2 separate regions of the Homo sapiens genome follow, and region 1 is linked to region 2. The links are chromatin loops, found by intact Hi-C in ENCODE. Cell type or tissue: mesothelial cell of epicardium. All regions are shown on one strand. Each heading gives the region's core, and the rest is flanking DNA. Links, peaks and the distances in the headings are about the cores only. Region 1 has its middle 79 kb from the start of KIF5C. Region 2 holds the start of KIF5C-AS1 (KIF5C antisense RNA 1).

Evidence for each region. A loop is a pair of places that touch in the nucleus more often than their neighbours do. Peaks named below come from ENCODE experiments on the same cell type or tissue, not always from the same donor. Only the 100,000 strongest peaks of a DNase experiment are listed, where the experiment ranks them.
Region 1: a loop joins it to region 2, with 8 times the contacts of the local background. A loop is called at or near these places in 2 of 110 quality-filtered maps.

What each region holds. Positions count from the first base shown.
Region 1 is chr2:148,790,181-148,801,635 of GRCh38, forward strand. No RefSeq gene overlaps it. Among named protein-coding and RNA genes, the nearest start is that of KIF5C, 79 kb to the right of the region's middle. In mesothelial cell of epicardium, for the core only: no CTCF peak of the experiment used is centred there; no DNase peak of the experiment used is centred there.
Region 2 is chr2:148,889,183-148,900,637 of GRCh38, forward strand. The region is part of intron 1 of KIF5C (kinesin family member 5C); the gene reads left to right. It overlaps KIF5C-AS1 (KIF5C antisense RNA 1), which reads right to left and starts at 5,832. Exons shown (of 4, transcript XR_001739733.2): 1 at 1-5,832. In mesothelial cell of epicardium, for the core only: no CTCF peak of the experiment used is centred there; no DNase peak of the experiment used is centred there.

The sequences.
Region 1 (11,455 bases), core at 1,716-9,715, 98 kb before region 2:
TCCCCAACAGGCCCCGGTGTGTGATGTTCCCCTCCCTGTGTCCGTGTGTTCTCATTAATCAACTCTCACTTATGAGTGAGAACATGAGGTGTTTGATTTTCTGTTCCTGTGTTAGTTTGGTGAGGATGATGGTTTCCAGCTTCATCCATGTCCCTGCGAAGGACATGAACTCATCCCTTTTTATGACTGCATAGTATTCCGTGGTGTATATGTGGCACATTTTCTTTATCCAGTCTATCATTGATGGGCATTTGGGTTGATTCCAAGTCTTTGCTATTGTGAATAGTGCTGCAATAAACATACAAGTGTTTATAGTAAATGATTTATAATCATTTGGGTATATATCCAGTAATGCGATTGCTGGGTCAAGTGGTATTTCCAGTTCTAGATCCTTGAGGTATCACCACACTGTCTTCCACAATGGTTGAACTAATTTACACTCCCACCAACAGTGTAAAAGTATTGCTATTTCTCCACATCCTCTCCAGCATCTGTTGTTTCCTAACTTTTTAATGATAGCCATTCTAACTGGCATGAGATGGTATCTCATTGTGGTTTTCATTTGCATTTCTCTAATGACTAGTGATGATGAGCTTTTTTTCATATGTTTGTTGGCCGCATAAATGTCTTTTTTGAGAGGTATCTGTTCATATCCTTTGCCCACTTTTTGATGGGGTTTTTTGTTGTTGTTGTAAATTTGTTTAGGTTCCTTGTAGATTCTGGATATTAGCCCTTTGTCAGATAGATAGATTGCAAAAGTTTTCTCCCATTCTATAGGTTGCCTGTTCACTCTGATGATGGTTTCTTTTGCTGTGCAGAAGCTCTTTAGTTTAATTAGATCCTATTTGTCAATTTTGACTTTTGTTGCCATTGCTTTTGGTGTTTTAGTCACGAAGTCTTTGCCCATGCCTGTGTCCTGAAAGGTATTGCCTAGGTTTTCTTCTAGGGTTTTTATGGTTTTAGGTTTCAGTCTTTAATCCACCTTGAGTTAATTTTTATATAAGGTGTAAGGAAGGGATCCAGTTTCAGTTTTCTGCAAATGGCTAGCCAGTTTTCCCAACACCATTTATTAAATAGGGAATCCTTTCCCCATTGCTTGTTTTTGTCAGGTTTGTCAAAGTTCAGATAGTTGTAGATGTGTGGCATTATTTCTGAGGCCTCTGTTCTGTTCTATTGGTTTATATATCTGTTTTGGTACCAATACCATGCTATTTTGGTTACTGTAGCCTTGTAGTGTAGTTCGAAGTCAGTTAGCATGATGCCTCCAGCTTTGTTCTTTTTGCTTAGGATTGTCTTGGCTGTATGGGCTCTTTTTTGGTTCCATATGAAATTTAAAGTAGTTTTTTCTAATTCTGTGAAGAAAGTCAGTGGTAGCTTGATGGGGATAGCATTGAATCTATAAATTACTTTGTGCAGTATGGCCATTTTCACAATATTGATTCTTCCTATCCATGAGTATGGAATGTTTTTCCATTTGTTTATGTCCTCTTTTATTTCCTTGAGCAACACCCCTCCATGCTAAAAACTCTCAACAAACTAGATATTGATGGAATGTATCTCAAAATAATAAGAGCTATTTATGACAAACCCACAGCCAGTATCATTCTGAATGAGCAAAAGCTGGAAGCATTCCCTTTGAAAACCAGCACAAGACGAAGATGCCCTCACACCACTCCTATTCAACATAGTATTGGAAGTTCTGGCCAGGGCAATCAGGCAACAGAAAGAAATAAAGAGTATTCAAATAGGAAGGGAGGAAGTCAAATTGTCTCTGTTTGCAGTTGACATGATTGTATATTTAGAAAACCCCATCATCTCAGCCCAAAATCTCCTTAAGCTGATAAGGAACTTCAGCAAAGTCTCAGGATACAAAATCAATGTGCAAAAATCACAAGCATTCCCATACACCAATAACAGAGAGCCAAATAATGAGTGAACTCCCATTCACAATTGCTACAAAGAGAATAAAATACCTAGGAATCCAACTTACAAGGGATGTGAAGGACCTCTTCAAGGAGAACTACAGAGCTCTTTTTTTAAGTCATTAATGTCATCAAGTCTGACTATGAATAATTAGATCATGTAATGTAGCTGATCTTGTGCAGAACTAACCAACTTCAATAACTACAAGTCTCAAAAGAATTGTGTATTTTTTAGAGGGAGGACAGTGGAGAGAACAATTAGGATAGAATGTGGATATTCTATCATGGAAATTTGTTAAGCTGGGTTTTAATCCCTGCTCTGCCATTTAATTGGCTGGTGATTTTCTGGTCTTCATATCTCTGAGCTTGTATCATGCAATGAATGAATGGAATTGGATAACCTCAAACATCTGTGCCAGCTCCGATGTTATAGGAATCTAATCTCCTCACCCCCACCTCCCTAGGTGGCTATCTTGCTTTCAGAAAAATCTGCCTTTGTCAGTATCCATGGATTTAACAGCACCATTCAAAAGTATCAGTAACAAATCAGACCCTATGCACCCTCCTACTACTACGTTTCCTCTTCCTGTTGTCCAAAGGGGAAACTGCTTATTTCAAACATAAGGGCTTTGTTGCTGTTACTTACTGAGTGCATTGTATCCAACTGTGGTTGAAATTTTAGCATAGGGAAGACGAACACTAAGCCACATACTTCTTTAGCAGTAATTTTAGGTTTGAAGTTTATGTCGTATCAAAATTAAAGTGTCCTGTGTGTACTTAAAGATGCTGTGTTTTCCTCATGAAATCTCCCTTACAGTATTATTGCATATTTGAACAAAACCGTTGTTACACTAGCTGACTCAGTAACATTGCAGAACAAGATGGTAACATATTTCTGAACAGTGATTCTCAGTGAACACCTGTTATCCTCAGGAGAGCCTAGGATTCTGCAGTTACTTTTCAGTGCTAAAACAAGAGATTGACTACAGTCACAAAAGGAAAAGTATTTCACCTTCAGTATACAAATTTGATTGGTGAACAGCATATTCAAAAGCAATGACATTTTCCTTTTACCAATGTTGAACATGGTTAACAATTATTGTTTAGAAGAACACTGTGTTCTTCCTCTGTTTTAGTTCCAGGGTGAGCAGGGGTCATGGACACACACAGCTCCTATCTTACGAATATCTATCTTGTGTGCTCTTCTCACTACCATAAGGAGATTTTGGTCAGTGATCAAGTGAACCCAGATTAGGGATCGCTAAGATGTAAGAATTCTGCTTTTGGCCTAGGACATCTATGTTAGTTATCTGCTGAGTAAAAACGATTACAAATTTAAAACAATAGCACATTATTATGTGGGTTTGGAATCTAGCACAAGGCTGAAACCAAAGTGGTGCCAGGGCTACATTCTCATCCCGTGGGCCAAGTAGAGAAGGATCCAAATCCAAGCTCCTCAGATTGTGACAGAATTCTTTCTCTGTGGCTGTAGAATTCGTAACGGTTTAAGGCCAACAATGGAGAGTTTCCACTGCTTGGAGTCTCTTACTTCAGGGAAGATCTTGGCTCTTGGAAAGGGCTCGCCTGATTAGATCAGGCCCATGCAATGGGAGCACGGTCTTTGATTAGTTCAGTCAACTTATTAGGGACTTCAGTTATATCTGGAAAGGGCTTGCCTGGTTAGATCAGGCCCACACAACACAGTGTTTGATTAGTTCAGTCAACTTATTAGGGACTTCACTTATCTCTGCAAAATCTCTTCACTTTTTCCGTATTTTATTAGTTAGAAGCAGGTCATTGGCCTTCCCCACACTCAAGGGGAGGGAATTACACAAAGGGCATAGACACTAAGAGACAGGAATTATAAGGCCACCCAAGGGTGTGTCTGCCACAACATCTACATGATTGTATTAACCATCCCACCACCGCACACTCCAGTCTTCTCCTATCTCAGGACCTGCCTCAATAAATTAACTCATACATTTATAAAGAAACAATTTAAGGTCCTCTTTAAATTGTTATTTTGTAAATCATAAATGCCACAGTCCTGGATATTGGGCAGGAGGTCAGGTCGTCAAGACCAGAGATAAGACTGGCATCAGTAACACCAAAGGCTTTGCAGAAATTGGAATGGATGAGATCAGCTAGAAAAGAACAGACTGGGGAAAAGGAAGTGTGACCAGCAGAACCTCAGCATCTATGTGGCCAGGACGGGGGTGGGGGCAGAGGAAGAGACGGAGTAGCAATAGGGAGGAGGATCTGGTCATCCAGGGCATTCTAATTTCCTTCAGAATCGCCATGCAGAGGTGGAGGACAAGTGGTGGAGGTCAGAGGTTGCTAAGGAAATAGAAGTGATGAGAGTTTAGCGGTGACAAAGTAAAAAGTAAAGTATCGAGGACAGATACTTAGGTTAGAAAGCTTGAGTACAAGTCCCGTCTGATGCTTCTGGCTGTCAGAACCACCTGGGTAAGCTTTTATTTTTTTATTTGATTTGTTCTTTATTAACAACCTCTGAAAGAAATAGGCAAACTTTGAAAAATACAGATGTGTGGATCTCACTCATCCCAGGCTGAATGAATCAGGAACTCCAAAAGTGAGTCGGGATGCTGGTATTTTGTGTTTGTTTTAGTTTGTTTGATTATGTGGTTGGTTGTTGGGTTTTGGTTCATAAACTTACCAGATGATGATTACAGCTAAGGTTGGGAATGACAAGTTGTGACTGGACAAGTAACTTCACTGTAAACCTCAGAATTTATTTCCTCAACTGTCAAATAAGGGCGATTAAGTTATTTCCCAGTTTCATTCACTCCAAAAAAAAACAAGAACAACAAAGAATGCCTCTCACTGAGCAAGCTCCACTGCCACTAGAAATTTGTGCTATGAACAATTCCCTATAACAAATGCCTTCCTTTCCTGCCCTTTTAAGATTATGAGACCATATGCTTTAAACAAGTAATTCTAGCCTGGGCAACATGGTGTGACTTCATCTTTACAAAAAATTTAAAAATTGGACAGGTATGGTGGCGCACACATCAGTAGTCCCAGCTACTTGGGAGGCCGAGATGGGAGAATTGCCTGAACCTGGGAGGTCAAGGCTGCAGTGAGCTATGATCACATCACTGTACTCCAGCCTGGGTGATGGAGCGAGATCCTGTCTCAAAAATAATAATTCTTTCTTGGCAGTTCATTATAGATTAAAGGTAGAGTTAGTTAAATTTTCTATAGGAATTCTTAAATATCCCCCACACTTTCCCATCTCAAGCCATCTAAGTTCCCAAATCACCCCCAGAACATCATGCTCAGAGAATTGTTCCTCCCTGGTGGTCTAATCACTTTTCAAGTGCTCATTCATTCCCAGTGCTAGAGGTTTCCAGGCTCTCCAGACCATGGTTGTCAGTTACCCTTTCCAATCATATGACTGTAGTATTTGACTACAGGGGCAAAGTAGCCGTCCTGAAGCTGTGTTCGGAGAATTTTGCTTGCCTAACATATACGTGGCTTGTTGGAGCTTCTCAGGGTTTTTTCCTAGGATTCTGTGCCTCTCTGTACCATCTTTATCCTGGTGACATCAAAGTGTTATTTTTAGCCCAGAATTCTGTTCTGAATTCCATTCTCCTATATCCAATGCTTTGTTGACACCCCCACTTGGAAGTTTCACAGACATACCCAAACTTACCATGTGCAAAATGGAACAGTTTTTTTCCTGCTTTCTCCCTAACCTGTTTCTACCACCTCTGCATCCTACCCCTGCTCACTCCAGTCCTTCCCATCTCAGGATATGGCACCACCACCCCAACCCGATTACAAACCATCAACACATCATTTGATATGCACTGCAAAATATATATTGAATCCGTCCATTCTTCTCCTTGTTCAGACTACCACCACCTTCTCCAGACCACTGCCCATCTCTTGCACTGCAGCAAGCTCATGACACTTCTCCCTACCCCCATTCTTATCTATTTCTAATCAAGTCATATGGTAGCCAATATGGATCCTTTAACAATCAGATTTGATCAATTCCCTCCTAAAACCTCTCCCTTCCATTGCTTCCCATTGCACTTAACATCCAAATTCCTACCCTGGCTGTAAGACCTTTCATGGTCTTGGCCTGCCTTTCCCTCCAAATTCATCCATATTACTTCATCTCATCCACCACACTCGAGTCCCACTGGTATATCTGGTCCTTGACTTTAACAAACTATTTCCTGCCTCACTGCCTTTGTATGTGGACATCCCTTTTGCCAAGAACACTTCTCTGTGTCATCTTATCTTTTAGGGCTTAACCCTGTTCAGAGAGTTGCTCTCTGGTCCTCCTGTCTAAAGTTGCTCTCCGGTCATCCTCTGAATGAATGGGACAGTGACTTTCTGTCTTAGCCCCTTACCTGTGGGTGCCATGAAGGAAATCATTGTATTGATATGATTTCTTTGTTTACTTGTCCCTTCATCTGTCTCGTGAGCCTCATCATGGCAAGGATGTGTTCTCTGTTTTATCTTCTGCCCTTGGCACAGAGTCTAGCACATGGTAGGTGTTCAAACATTGGTTGAATAAATAAGTGAAGAAATAACAATTAGTGCAATTAAGCAGAGTCGAGAGATTTCCTTTTTATTTTTTATTCTTTTTATTGTTATTTTAAACCAAAACATAATGATTGTTAAACATAGTTTAAGTTCTCTTGAACTTATTAGCCAAACAGGTTTGAAATCTAAAACAGGTTATGTTTCCAATGCTGACCTCTCCCTTCAGAAGCTGCTTTTCCTGTGAAGCTTCCTTGTGAGGTTGCTGTCATCTGCAGCTTCCATCAAGAGTCTAACAGATGGTTGTGGGTGGAGAGTGGCAGAAAATAGGCTTTGTTTTAAGAGTCCCAAGAGCTATTTTTCTGCTTATATTTATACAGAATTAGCAGTTGTACGCAAGTGTAGGAAAATCTGGGAGCAGGTTGGGTAGCCGCTGGTTTTGTCATTGTGTTTGTAAGCTAGAAAAATGTTCTCATTAATGATTTCTGTGAGATTCATATCTGGGGTCTGTGGATAACCAGTGTTTCTTCTCCTTCCCAAAGCATTGTCCTTTCAGGGTGTATTTTTGTCAAGGATCAGATTTCAACACACTTATCAGGAATTTAGGGAATTATCAAAGCTTTCCATTTAAACTATTTTGGAGAGAGGATGCTTGCTCACACCAAAAGCCACATCAGATGTTTGTCAAAAAAAAATGCAAATGCTGTGTGTACTCAGCTGTTGATGTCTGACACCAGTTCTCTTCTAGATGTGGCTTGACTTGGGGTTAATTTTTTCATCTGCAAACTCTTCTGTCTTGGCTGATTTGAAGGGTGCTATTCTCCCCAACCCCTGTCACTGGAGGTGAAATTTGTTTCCGTGTTTATGAATGAGGAACAACCCTTTTCTCAAAGGCTTTTGCCTTTCCCCATTCTTTCTTGGGGAATAGATTGCACAGAATTTTTATAACTGAAAAACAGCCCTACCGATGATCTAGTCCATCTCTCACCTAGGACCCAGAGAGAGGAAGGAGCTTGTCCAAATCACAGAGCAAGATGGTGCCAGATCTGGGATTGCTCCTAGAAGGATGCCAGTTGCCATGTGCTTTCCTCCACATAACCTTCCTCCAACAAATGGACCTTTAAGTGGTTTTAGCTCTTAGTCATGGTTCTAATTTTGAAAGTGTCAGCAATGTTACAAACATTTAGATGGTTTATTTTATACATTGTATAGGTTAGGGACCCTTCTTAAGTACTACATGCCTTGAAATTAGTATTTTAAATGTTAATTTGCATTTAGGGTAATATTTATTACATCTAAGAAGTACATAAAACTACACAACTTTTTAAAAATTGAAAGCCATCTGTTTAGAAATTTTTCATATATTCTCACTAATTCAGCCTAATTTCATTGGATTAAAGACACCTATTTGCATGTATTTAAATTAGATCTATCTTTCAAACTAGTAATTTCACTAGAAAGTGGTAAATTACTGGAATAGTGACCCTCAAGAAATCCATAAAGAAGACTGGATGAAAATCTGGACCAGTTGCTTTCTTTTGTTCGTTGTATTTATTACTTTTTCAGAATAATTTGTTTATCATTTTACTCAGTAACTATTGAGTATCCATTGTGTTTAAGACATCCTTGAGCACTGGCAAGGATGTAGAAATTTAAGATGCATGGCCCCCTGGGAAAAAAATACACAAGTACTAGTGGGGAGGACGGGAACAGAAATCAGCTGACCAAGGTGTGGGTCTCAACTCCTGCTTCTACCAGGTGTGATGTTTGCATCCTTCTAATGTGGCTCCCAAACTCCAGGCCTTCACATTACTCATCAAACAAAAGCTCAACTCCCCACTTTGGCCTACACCACCCTTCCTGACTTCTTCCCTGCCCACCTCTTAGATCTGATTGATTTCTGCTCCTCTAGTGGCCTCCTGGTCAATCTGGTACCATCAGGCTTGTTCCTACCACAGACCCTTTGCATGCTGCCCCTCTGTCTGGAATGTTCTTTGTTCACTTCTTCACATGACTGCAGCTCCTTCTTATACAGTTCCCAGCTAAAATGCCTCTTTAGAAGGCCTTCCCCAGCCAGTTAAACTCCCTATCACTTCACCCTGCCTTATCGTCTTCATCGGGTGTCTGAAATGCTCTTCTGTATTGGTCCTTTTATTTCCCTGTTGCCTGTTTCTTCTCCCTCTAGACTGCCAGTCTCATTAGAGCTGGGACCGTGCCTATCTTAATCCTGGTTCTGTCCTCATCACCTCACGCAGCAGCGTGGCATGTAGTAGGTGCTCCATAGATAGTTCCTGGATAAATAAGTGAATGAATGGTGCTAGGCTGATTACATCCAGATTTCTTGAGAAGCTAAAAAAACACCCCAAATACCCAGGCATCTGGGATATACCCTCAGAGATTCTGATTCATTATAGAATAAGTCCTAGAAATCTGGTTTTAAATCCCCCTACATGTATTCAGGTTTGGGAACTAATATATTAACACCAAGTGGCCCATCTCCCATCTCCCAAAGTAGCCCATTCCTGTTCTGACTGCTTGAGTAAAAAGATCTTCCTGATGCAGAGCTAAAACCTTCACTGAATTCTCACCATTGATCCAAGCTCTACCCTTCAGTTCCACATGGAATATGTCTTATTAATTCATTCATTCATTTAATAAATAAATGTCGATTGAATGCCTATTTCACATACCAGGCAATGTTGTTTAGGCACAAGGATTCAGCAACTAAAACACTGCATTACAGCTGGGGGTGGTGGCTCATGCCTGTAATCCCAGCACTTTGGGAGGTAGAGGTGGGCAGATCGCTTGACGTCAGGAGTTCGAGACTGGCCTGGCCAACACAGCAAAACCCCATCTCTACTAAAAATACAAAAATTAGCAGGCATGGCGGCACACACCTGTAATCCCAGCCACATGGGAGGCTGAGGCACAAGAATCACTTGAACTCAGGAGGCGGAGTTTGCAGTGAGCCGGGATAATGTCACTGCACTCCAGCCTGGGCGACAGAGTGAGACTCTGTCTTTTTTTTTTTTTTTTTTTGAGATGGAGTCTCGCTCTGTTGCCCAGGCTGGAGTGCAATGGCATGATCTCGGCTCCCTGCAACCTCTGCCTCTCAGGTTCAAGCGATTCTCCTGCCTCAGACTCCCGAGTAGCTGGGACTACAGGCGCCCATCACCACGTCCGGCTAATTTTTGTATTTTCAGTAGAGATGGGGTTTCACCATATTGGCCAGGCTGGTCTTGAACTCTTGACCTTGTGATCCACCCTTCTCGGCCTCCCAAAGTGCTGGGATTACAGGAGTGAGCCACCACACCTGGATGAGACTCTGCCTTAAAAAAACAAACCAAACCAAAACAAAACAAAACAAAACAAGCACTGCACTAAGTCTGCCACCACTGTCCCCATTCACCTTTATAGGTGTCCATATTTCCATATTTATTAGTTTCTGGTTTGTCCTTCCAGTGGTTCTCAATGCAAATACAAGCTAAAAAATGCATACATTACACATACATTCTAATTTTCCTACTTTCTTACACAAAGTGGAGCAATGACATACATTATTTTGTGCCTTTTTTCACTTAAAAATATCCTGGAAATCTTTATCAGTGAAATGAGAATTTTTCATTTTTTAAAAACAGCCACATGGAATTTTATTGTGGGGATATACTACTGATTATTTCCACATTGCTGGACATTTGGGTTGTTTCCAATACCTTGTGTCTATAAGTAGTGCTGTAATGCAGGCGATGGCAAATGTTTGCTGTAAATGGCCAGATAGATAGTAAATATTTTAGACTTCTTGAGCCAACAGGTACAATTAAGGATATTACGCTGATGCTTATGTAACAAAAAAGAAAAATATTTCACCAAATTTTTATTGGTGAAATTCTAAATTCATATATAAATGCTGAGATTTAAATTTTATATATTTTTCATGTGAGAAAGTGTTTATTTGGATTTTATCCAACTATTTATTTATTTATTTATTTATTTATTTATTTATTTATTTATTTTTGAGACAGAGTTTCGCTCTTGTTGCCCAAGCTAAATGGTGCGATCTCAGCTCACTGCAACCTCTGCCTCCTGGGTTCAAGCAATTCTCCTGCCTCAGCCTCCCGAGTAGCTGGGATTGTAGGCATGCGCCACCATGCCCAGCTAATTTTTTGTATTTTTAATAGAAACAGGGTTTCACCATGTTAGCCAGGCTGGTCTCAAACTCCTGACTTCAGGTGATCTGCCCACCTCGGCCTCCCAAAGTGCTGGGATTACAGGCGTGAGCCACCGTGTCCGGCCTATCCAACCATTTAAAATGTTAATATCATTCTTAGCTTACAGCCTGTATGAAAACAAACTGCAGGCTAGATGTAGCCAGCAGGCCATTGTTTGCCTACGCCAGCTTAATGAAGCAGATATATCTGGGAAATAGGTTCCCCAAGTGGGATTAATAAGTTAGAGGGTAAATGCATTTGCAAGTCTGCATAACAGAATGGGGGTGTATTTGTACACTTCACAAATATTTGAGTAACATTTGAGTGTGCATTCCTGCCCACCCTCCCAACAGAGTGTGGTTTTAAACTGGGATTTTTGTCAGTCTGAAAGGTAAAAAAGTGTATCGTTGTAGGTTTAATTTCTCTTAAAATGAAAGAGATTGAGCATCTTTCACATATTTAATGGCCACTTTTATGTCCTTCTATCAATTTTTCTATTAAATTATCAGTTCTTTTCTTCTCAATTTCTGGAAATGCTTTATAAAATAGAAAAATCAGCACTTTTTCTGGGACAGGGCTTACAAGTATATGTCTTTGGACTTTGCTTATTGTGTTTTTAATCATGCAAATTTTTTTTTAAATATTTATGTAGTCAAATATACCAAGTTTTCAATGGCTTTGGTTATTGAGTCATGGTTTAAAAGGCTTTTCCCACTCAAAAGTTATAAAGAATTTACCCCTTGCTATCTTCCAGGGCTTGTACCATTTCACTTTTCTATATTTAAATATCAATCTATTTGCAGTTTA
Region 2 (11,455 bases), core at 1,036-9,035:
AATGTATGAGTGTCCCATCTGGTGGTTAATTCATTTTTTAAATAAAGGAGATGAATCACTTGAAAATATTTGGAGAGCAATGGTCTGGGATTCATGTATCTTAGAATTTTTTTCCCTGTCTTTTCCTCTGATATATTTGAATTGTAAACTAATTGTATAACTATTTAGCAAACTATTTTAACTTGGAATATTGTTGCCAGTCAGCACTCTGGGGGCCAGGCTGGTGGGAGGGGAGTCTCCTGGGCTATATAGAGGGAGGAAGGACTTGGAGGGGTTGCTGTACCCCACTCCCCAACATCCATCAATTGGTGGAGGAATTGGTTGGAGATGGTGATTTGCACTTGGGACTAACTCAGGGTTCTTCTCACATGCTCACAGATGTAATTATTTCTGCTATTGCATTGGATGAACTTCAGACCTTTGGTATCCCAATAGCAGCACCCATGGGGATCCGTTTCACTTAGATGATCCGGCACTATGTTTGACTGCTTCTGGTAGGAATCCATCCTTCTTCTGGGAGGTGTGGTGACACCACTTACAAGGCATTACTTCATGCTTTGATGGTTATGGATACTCAGGGATCCGCACGTCTTTAGTTCTGGAAGAGCTCAGCCACCAGGCACATCATCCTCTGGGCATCACTGGCAAGCCCAGGGGCTGGGACAGGAGAACCTGAGTAAGGTAAACAAAAGGAAAAGCAATATGAGGAGGAAATTACGGTGGAAAAAGAGAGGAAAGGAATGCTGTGGGCCCCCTTTCTGGGTGTGTTTGTTGTCTTACTTTAGAAGACACAGCATGTTTCCTTTTCTACAAAATTTATTTTGAGTACAAAATGCTGCTCTTTATTGCGTAGGTTTAGTCACTCAAATACAGAGGTCCTTTTTGGTGCCTTAACTATCATGTTGAGTACCATTTACTTAAGAAACTAACTGGTTTGTGAAAAATTTACCTATACTGCTGTTATACCTATTTATAAGCTATAAATAATAACTTTTAAAATGTTTAAATAGAGACACTTTTTGCATACAACTTAAAGAACACACAAGGCACAAAGAAAAAAGGAAAGATGGAATAACAGTTTCTACAGGGGAGAAAAGGTATTCAAGATGATCACTGTTCCAGCCTGGGAAAGATAGCAAGACCCTGCCTCTACAGAATATTTTTAAAAATTAGCCAGGTATGGTCGTGTGTACCTGTAGTGCCATCTGCTTGGGAGGCTGAAGCAGGAAGATCACTTGAGCCCAGGAATTGGAGGCTGCAGGTAGCTATGATTGCACCACTGCACTCCAGCCTGGGCAACAGAGCAAGACCCTGACTCTAAACAAAAAAAAGAGCAGTGATCACTTTGTGTGAAAGGACAAGGAAGCATGTGAGCCACTTTTGAGAGGCCTGAGTATAGAGGAGAGAGCAAGGTTGCTAGAAAGGAGGGGATTGGATGTGGAGGGGCTTGAAAGAGGGCTAGAGGAATTGAAATTTGATTTAGTTGAGTTGGTATTCCACTCTATCCTATAGCTGGATCAGAAATACTCCCATGAGACATTTCTCCTTAAATGTTGTGTCTTTTGACCTCAAATAACCCTTTTCAGGTTCCCATGAGGACGGGTACTGTTGAAGTTTGCATTTCACAGTTTTATGGCTGGTAGCCCAAATGAGTTTCAACTGTTACGTGTTCTTGACTTAGCATCCAAAAGGATAAATATATGAATATCTTATTTAATTAATAGTTGGAGGATGACATTGTTCTGGCTACTGGTTATCATATATATTATATATATAGATCACCAGATTTCAAGGAATTGATATATAATGAAGTATGCATAAATTAAGCCACATTTTAAAAGTAAAGTATAATAAAGTAATTTAAGGCATTTTTCTGTTGGTATAGATGTTCCCTGGAAGAATTTTGCATTGTGGGTCCCATTTGGGATATTGCATATTTCAGAGTCTCCTGAGTGTACAGTAGTAGTTTCATGTCTGTTGAACTTGCTTATCATTTTGAGGGAAGAGGTGGTAGAAAACAATCCTATAAATGGCTTAATATTGGCAAAATTCCTTTAGCACTAAATTTCCTTCCAGAAGATGTAATTTATTCAGGAAAGTGAATATGGAAAGTTGGAGAAAAGGTGCTTTTCAACGTGGATACTTAGGAGGACCATATTTAGAGAAAATCCTCCAACCTTTTTAAGGCTAAGGATTGCTTCTTCTTTTTTTTTTTATTATTATTTTTTTCCTATTCACGTCACCTCAAACCAGACACAAATCTAGGCATTAATGTGTGCACTATAAATATCAATTAGTCGAATGTCTTGATTAGCAGAACTGCAGACAATGTATGTATTACTGCTCTTCTCACAGACCTTTATGGGCCTATTTCATGCAGAGCAATTTTCTTCTTACACCAACAAAGTCATATTCTTCCTCGCTTGTGAAATATTGTAATTCTAACAGTGTAGTGACAACACTTAAATAAGTGCTTTACATATATGAAATCATTCATTTTATTTTTATTTTGTATTTATTTTTTGTTTTTTTGAGACAGAGTCTCACTCTTGTTGCCCAGGCTGGAGTGCAATGGCGTGATCTCTGCTCACTGCAACCTCCACCTCCCAGGTTCAAGCGATTTTCCTGCCTCAGCCTCCGAAGTAGCTGGGATTACAGGCATGCACCACCATGCCTGGCTAATTTTTGTATTTTTAGTAGAGGTGGGGTTTCACCATGTTGGTCAGGCTGGTCTCAAACTCCTGATCTCAGGTGATCCATCCCTCTTGGCCTCCCAAAGTGCTGGGATTATAGGCATGAGCCACTGCATCATTCATTTTAATCTTCAGTATGACCCTATGAGGTAACTGCTCTTGTCATTTTCCCTCTTGCCATTCTGCAAATGAGGAAACTTGGGCATAGAGAGGTTAAGCAAGTTGCTGAAGGTCACAGAAGAGTAAGTTGTGGATCCAGCATAGTGGGCTCCAGCATCCTTGCTTTTAACCATTTGCTATGTTGCACCTAAATTTTGGTTCATACCAGGAATTGAGAATGTTTGAGTGCACAGCATTTTCTAAACTAGAATTTCTCCGAGGCACTAGTTCTTTGAGATATTACCTGATAAAAGGATTTGATGTCAATCAAATGTGATAAGTGTTGCTCTCATTCTCTGCCTCTTGGAGGCTGCCTCTTTGAATCAGCAATCCTGCAGTAAATGGAATAAGCATACCTAGCTTTGTTGTTCCCATTAGCAACCGATTAGACTGAGACGTAAGTTTGGGAACGACTATAGGAGAAGAGAGCTGTAAACCTGGGCTATACTTAAAAGTGGAAGAATTTTTTCCATCTCTGTTGCTTGCCCTTGCATTCATCTCAAATTATGTATGAAGTCCCAATTGGCTTCTCTGTCATGCTGTGATTTCCATCTGAAAGGCTGTTTAGGACCTTCCATAGAATGCAGTGCCATTCCTCTCAGGGTGTGGTGCATTTACTTGGAAACCTCTTAGGCTACACTTATGAATGTTTAGATGTACTATTAATCCACATGGACCTGTCCACAGAGAAAGGATTATGATGCTTTTCTTGTAAAAACCTTTATTTAATCTCTATTCTTCTCTGTCTTAAAAATGGAGAGATTTATGTCTGCTTCTTAGATTTCTAAGTCCATCTGCTCATTCAGCCACACTGCTAAACTGTCTTCTAAAAAATTTTCAGTAGATTTTGAAAGATATATCATGAAGATAATTTTTTCTTCTTCAAATAATGACAGTTTTGTTTCCTTCTTTCCAGATGTAGACTTTTACTTTCTTTTTTCTTATCTTATTGCATTGGATTGGACCTGCAGGACAGTTTAAAATAAAATCAGTGATACTTAGAACCCTTGTCTCGTTCTTAATCTTAGAACAAGGTTTGCTTTACGTTTTTAGTAGATATTTATTGTCAAGATAAGAAAGTACAGTCTATACCTGGCTTGTTTTGTTTTTAATCACAAATGGATCCTGAAGACCTTGACTGGCTCTTGCTTGAATTGCAGTAGTCTTGGAATACAATTCCCTGTTTCCTTTCTACTCTTTGGTCTCTTTTGAACACTGTTGCTAAACTCTTCTTTCCAAAGTGCCACTCAGATTTATGCCAATTCTCTGCTCAAAAACATGTAAGGCTTTTCTTTTGCTCACTAAAATAAGTTTGAACTCCCCAACTTGGTTTCTGTGATTCAGCAAACCCCTCCACACTATGTTCCCTTTAGCCTTTTGCCTTGATGACTGTACTTCACTTCAGGACTCTGCCTTTCTCAAACCTAACTATCCATTGTGTCCTAAACTCAGTCTGCACGTTCACTCGTCCAAGCCTTTATTGATGAGGTTCCCTCTTCTTCGAGTGCCATTCCCATCTATCTGTGGCTGTAAATTTGTTCTCACCCTAGAAACTCACAGTGAGGTATTTCCATTTCTCTTTAGTCACTTCCTTCTTGGAATTATCCCACTTGGAGTGTGAGCTCCTCTCAGGTCAGGGTTTGCTTGATTTATTTTCATATTCTCAACACATGATTCCGAATGGGTACACATAATACATGATAAAATGAATGAATGAATGAATGAATGAATATTTCTTGTGGCACTTACATTCTCATTTTCATGATTATTTTTAGTCTCATTACCTCCCTACATCCCATTATCGCTTCCACCTGAGGACTAAAGAAGCTGCCTACATATTGCTTTTGTGCAATTCACCGTCTTTGGACCAAACTGCAAATGCAGGCATTTCTTAGGGGAGCACAATTCATTTATCTTACCTTCAAGCAACTCACTGTTTAGTAGAGGAGACAGATGGATAGAAGTGCACACACACACACCCCACCACACACACATACACACACTGGGAATACAGTACCACTGACAAGTGATTGAATAGTACTAAAGGATTATGGAGCATGAAACACCTTTAAGGGTGGGGCAAAGTGGTTTTGCAGTGGTTTCATAGTAGTTTGCAAAGTGGTTTCATTTTCCACAGAATGAAAATAGTTTTGTATTGAATATCCAAACTCCATTATCTTCTATCTAGTTATCCAGTTGGCAGTGCCAAAAGGAAAGAAATTAGAGATTCACTAAGTACAGAAAATGATTGCCTTGAAATGATTTCTCCTTCTACCAAAATATAGAAGCCACATGTACAAAACACTTTTCTCTTTTTGCAACTTGCTAGTCATAAAATTATTTTAATGTGAACTAAAAGCTGGCATCATAAAGAAAGTAAGGTCCAAGAAGTTCTAAATTGAAGACATTAGTATAAATGGACCACACTTAAAATTCTATTGATAGTCCTCAGCTCTGAAAGGGAAATGTCTGTAATTTACCTAAATTGCCTTGAAATGAAAAGAAATAAGAGACTTCCTTCCTTGGATGTCTGTTTCCTGGTGTTTTCCTTATAACCAGGCTATAACCAGTGATTGAATTATTATTACAACCCTGTAGCAATTATTTTCATTTCAAAAGAGGGCAAGTTATTTTCAGCCAAAGCTTACATTTCAAATAAGTTTAGTACAATATATATATATATATATAGGGTGGGAGGGAAGATTAAAGGAAGTATAAAAGTAATCACAAGTGTTCAGTAGTTTCTTTTTACTTTTTTTCTTTAATTTTCTTTCATTTTTATTCCAAATATTATATAAACATTTTAGGTTGATTTAAAAAAATTCAGGAAGTTAAGATTTGGAAAGTAGAAATGCTCCTTATCCCCTCTCCTCTCCCCAAGAATAAGTATGAACTGATGGGCGTTAGGTTATTCTAACACCTTACTTTTATAAATTCTATTCTAAAATACTTAATATATATAAAATAATATATATAAAACAAAAAATTATGAGATGTTCTAAAGAAATTAACACCCATGAGGCCACCTTTTGCTTAACATCACTTTACCAATATGCAACCCTCCCTTCATCTCAGCTGTTATCCCCCTCACTCTGAAGCAAGCACTCCCTGGAATTTTGCTTTTTTTGAGATGGAGTCTCTTCCCAGGCTGGAGTGCAATGGAGTAATCTCAGCTCACTTGCAACCTCCGCCTCCCGGGTTCAAGCGATTCTCATGCCTCAGCCCCCTGAGTAGCTGGGATTACAGGTGTGCACCACCACGCCCGGCTAATTTTTGTATTTTTAGTAGAAATGGGGTTTCACCATGTTGGCCAGGCTGGTCTCAAACTCCTAACCTCAAGTGATCCACCTGCCTCAGCCTCCCAAAGTCCTGGGATTACAGGTGTGAGCCACCGCACTTGGCCCTACTTTTATCATTCTCTATGGTTTTATGGCAAACATTTTTTTGGCCCTAAATGATAGATTGTTTACTTTTTTTTTTATCTTGAATCTCCAAAATATTTATAAAAATACTGTATATATTTGTCTGTGACTTACTCTTTTCTCTTAACATTTATGTTTCAAATGGTCAAAAAACATAGCTTACGTAAATTCTATTTAATATAACTAGCGTATTAGTTTGCTTGAACTGTCAAAACAAAATACTACAGACTCAGTGGCTTAAGCAACAGAAATTCATTTTCTCAGAGTTCTGGAAATTGAAAGCCCAAGATCGAGGTGCCAAGGTTGGTTTCTGGTGAGGGCTATCTTCCTGGCATGTAGATAGCCACCTTCTCACCGTGCATGTCCTCACATGCCTGCTTTTCTGTGTGACACACACACACACACACACACACACACACCCACAGAGATCTGGTGTCTCTTCCTCTTCTTATAAGGACATATGAATCCTATTGAGTCAGAGTCCCACCGTTATCACCTCATTTATCCTTAATTACCCCCCTGAAGGCCCTATCCCCAAATACAGTCACATTGGGTGTTAGGAATTTTGCTAACCTCCAATGTGGGGCTTCAACAGTTAAATTTTGGGGTGGACCCAGTTGTGTCTATAACGAGTAGCATATACTAAAGCCATTATATGCTGCAAGGGGGTTGAGAGATGTGAGAACTCAGACCCATCCTCTGAAGCCAGGAAACCCATCCTCAGCTCATGAAGGGTTTCCTGGCTTTTTCCAAATAACAAAGTTTAGATTCCCTAGAAGAGAGCTCTCAGCGAGCCCTCCTAGAGAGTGGCTTGTGTGAGCAGTGAACAACACATACGTGAGCTAAGCCTGCAAACAAAGGAGTAGAGAGGCCACGTCAGCAGCATGCCAGCTTTTCCTGGGGAGGAGTGGACATTATTGGACCTTGAAGCCTGAGTATTGGAAGATGCTTGGATATCCAGCTGCTTCTTTCACAATGGGGTGGATGGCTACATGAAAAGAATTCTACAGCAATCAGACCATTTCATGGACTGCCTCCCCTCTGGAGCATCACGATGCTGATGTGTATCCTGTTTTATTCAGTGAGAAAAGAGAATCCCAGGCGAATGTTTTGGTAAGGGATTGAGAGTGTACTGGAACAGAGAATGAAAGGGAGGTAATTCTCTTAGCATCATTATGCCTTGCTGGAACTGTCTGGGACAAAAGACAATAGAAACCTAAGAAGTTAAAAATTAGCCATTTGGAACTGAGTTTTTGGTAACTATCATCCTGTGAAAGGCTAGCCTATTCCAGAATTCTGTGATGAGAACGTTTTTAGTAGAGCAGCAGTTTTCCATTTGTTTTTGACTATGAGATCATGATCCTTCCTCTCTCTCTCTCTCTCTCTTTCTTTCTGATGGAGTCTCACTCTGTCACCCAGGCTGGAGTGCAGTGGTGTGATCTCAGGGCTCACTGCAGCCTCCAGCTCCCAGGTTCAGGCGATTCTCCTGCCTCAGCCTCCTGAATAGCTGGGATTACAGGCACTCACCACTACATCCGGCTAATTTTTGTATCTTTAGTAGAGATGGGGTTTCACGATGTTGGCCAGGCTGGTCTCAAACTCCTGACCTCAGGTGATCTGCCCGTCTTGGCCTCCCAAAGTGCTAGGATTATAGGCATGAGCCACTGCGCCCGGCCAAGATCATGATTCATTTTAACAAGAAATACAAATATATTGCAACTTAGCACACAGACACACATCTGAAATAATAGTTTTATGAAGTGACACTGTTAATATATGTGATGTCCTCTAATATTTTCTATTCTACTCTGTCTCATTTTATTTTTTAAAATGCTGCTTATGATCTACTAAGTTTAATTCATGAACCAGCACATAGTAGACTAGGGTTTCTTGAACTTTTGGGAGTTATTATAGCTTCCTTTCAAAAATTGAATTTTCCCTAGCTCATTTGAAGGGCTGAAGGACATCAAAATCTTATTTTTCAGCATTCTCTAGTCCTGCTCAGCTCAATGCTCCACCTCACAGACATTATAAAAGTATGCGATATTTATTAATGCAATAAATATTTTTGAGTCCCAGCTCTGGTCCAGACACTATGCTAGGTACCAGTGAAATAAATTTTCCAGATTAGTGGCATGTTTGTTAAGTGTGTATAGAATGCATTTAAAAATCATCCTGTGAGCCAGGTGATGTGGCTCACACCTGTAACTCCAGTACTTTGGGAGGCCAAGGCAGGTGGATCACTTGCAGTCAGGAGTTTGAGACCTGCCTGGCTGACATGGTAAAACCCTGTCTTTACTAAAAATACAAAAATTAGCTGGTTGTGGTAGTGTACACCTGTGGTCCCAGTTACTCAGGAGGCTGAGGCATGAGAATCACTTGAACCTGGAAGGCGGAGGTTATAGTGAACCGAGATCATGCCACTGTACTCCAGCCTGGCTGACAGAGTAAGACTCAGTCTCAAAAAAAAAAAAAAAAAAAAAAAAAAAAAAAAAAAAAAAATCATCCTGTGTGCTCCAGGGAGAGGTGGTGCTGGCTAGCAGAGAAAGCTCAGGGTTTGAGGGAGTGGAGAGGAGTTGAGCCCTGATTTGCACACTGTGCCTTCCTCCCATCAAAGACTGGCTCTAAGGCCTTCTGCATGTAGATCACTGTGGGAAGTCCTGTCTTTTTCCTAGCCCTCCCTTCCTGCCAAATGTCCTGTCTAGTCCACATAGGAATGGAGACCTTCAGGCACCTAGGGAGTGGAGAGTCCTAGATTGAGAGGCTCTCTCCAGTCTGAAAAAGCCAAAGTTGCCAGTTCCCTGCAGTAGAATAGGCAGGCTCATGTTGAATGTTACCACCAAACCAATCATTAAATGCAGAGGCCACAGAGCCCTGAACTGAGTATCTCATGAGACAATTCTCATTTCCTCTGTAGTAGGCAGAATAATGGCCCTGAAAGATGTCCACTTCTTAATCCCAGAACCCGAATATGTTATGTTGCATGACCAGTGGGAATTAAGGTTGCAGATGGAGTTATGGTTGTTAACCATTTGACCTTCAAATAAAGATTGTCTAGTGCAATCACAGGGATTCTTAAATGGGGAAGAAGGAAGCAGAAAAGTTGAAACCAAACTGATGGCCTCATGAGACTTGACGGGCCATTACTGCTTTAAGGATACAGAGGGGTCATGCGAGCCAAGGAATACAGGCGGCCGCTAGAAGCTGGCAAAGGCAGGAAAACGGAATCTCTCCTAGAGCCTCCAGGAAGAAAGCAGCTCTGCAGGCTTCTTGACATCAGCCCAGTGAGACTCAAGTTGGACCTCTGACATCCAGAACTGAAAGATAATAAAATTTTGTTGTCTTAAACCACTAAATTTCTGTTAATTTTTTATAGCAGCGAAAGGAAACGTCACCCTACTACATGGTATTATTTAATTTTTTTTACAAAGCAAACACAAGTTTTTACCAGAAGATATCTGTTCCTGTTAGAGAGCAGCAACGAATGTTCATGAGCTATTCTCTATGAAGAAAAACAGTAATATTTTGAAGGGTTTATGTTCACATTAATAACCAAACATCTAGCATTCAGAGAAAATTTTATATGAAATGGAGACATTATGTATATAATCTCTGCTAAAATAAGAATTGTATTAGGTGCTTGCTATATAGAATATTAATTAAATAGTATTTTTTTCAGAATTCAGATTAGCCTATATAGTTCTTTCGTCATCGAACACCTTTTAATCTTATTTTTTTAAGAGTCAGTGACAAAGCATAGAAAGCCATATCTTACTCTTTCCTTTTAATGTTATTTTTGTTTCAAGACTACTTGCTGCTTTATTGTTAAATACCATTGGCAATGTCAGCTTTTGGATTAACGAAAATGGAACAGGTGAAGTAAAGCAAATTAAAGAGATTTATTTTATTCTCTTAAATGAGAACATCTAGATGTGCTTATGCTTGGCATAAGAAAACAGCTGGGTCCAGGCGTGGTGGCTCATGCCTATAATCCCAGCACTTTGGGAGGCTGAGGAGGGTGAATCACCTAAGGTCAGGATTTCGAGACCAGCCTGGCCAACATGGCAAAACCCCATCTCTACTAAAAATACAAAAAATCAGCCGGGCGTGGTGGTGGGCGCCTGTAATCCCAGCCTCTTGGGAGGCTGAGGCAGGAGAATCGCTTGATTCCAGAAGGCAGAGGTTGCGGTGAGCCGAGGTCGCGCCACTGCTCTCCGCCTGGGCAACAAGAGCAGAACTCCATCTCAAAAAAAAAAAAAAAAAAAAAAAGAAAACAATTGGATAATTACTACTCCTCAGTTACCAACAGACTCCTTAAAAATGGTTGCAATAGATTTCCTCAGCCAAGTCATGGGTATTTCTTTCCTGAATTCCATGAGGTTGGGCTTTCCCTTCTCATATTTCTGTGTATGTCTCCTGTGTTCACAGCTGAATGTAGGGTATGCCTGGGCATTAAGGCAACAGAATGATTTCAGATCTCATGGAAAACAAGTGCTTGGCCACTTCATTCTGCCTAACTTTAAGCTCAGCTCAAACCGATGCAGAGACAATTAAGGTTGGTAGCTGCCCCAGAGTCGGGCTGCTTGGTCAGCTTTATTGAACTGTTTTTCTACTCTTCAGGTACCTTGTTTGATTGCTCTTGGAAAGCTATTTTGCTGATTTTGTGATTTTTTTTCCCCATTTGACTTCTATGCAGCTTAGTTTTCAGTATTCCCCAAAGATGTCTCTATTTTGCCAGTGCCTTCTATTTCTCAGACCTTGGAGCAGATGGTTTTCCTGATAATTTATCTCCCCCTTCATCCTTAAACACATATCATTGTGGACACTCTTTTCCAATAACCCACATTGCCTCACCATTTTCTATTTAAAGCTTACAGTCCAGTGATCTAGTCATGTAGGGAATGCCTATCTGTGATGGTTTTATGCTAAGCCCAAGAAAGGCCTCTGATTTGTTTTCAAAATCTTGGAAATCAAGTCTTAAAATGTTCCTCATTTTTTCCTTCCATGAGTGCAGACAGTCAGCTGACATAGGGGCCTCTCCCTCCCTGCCAACAGAACCCTGGGAATGGCTCTTTCTCATCCCACACTACCCTCGTTTGCCTCTTTACAAGCTTCCTGCCTCCTTTCTGACAGTTACTTTAATTGTAAAATGAAGTTTGCATTCAGTCATTCCCATAGCAA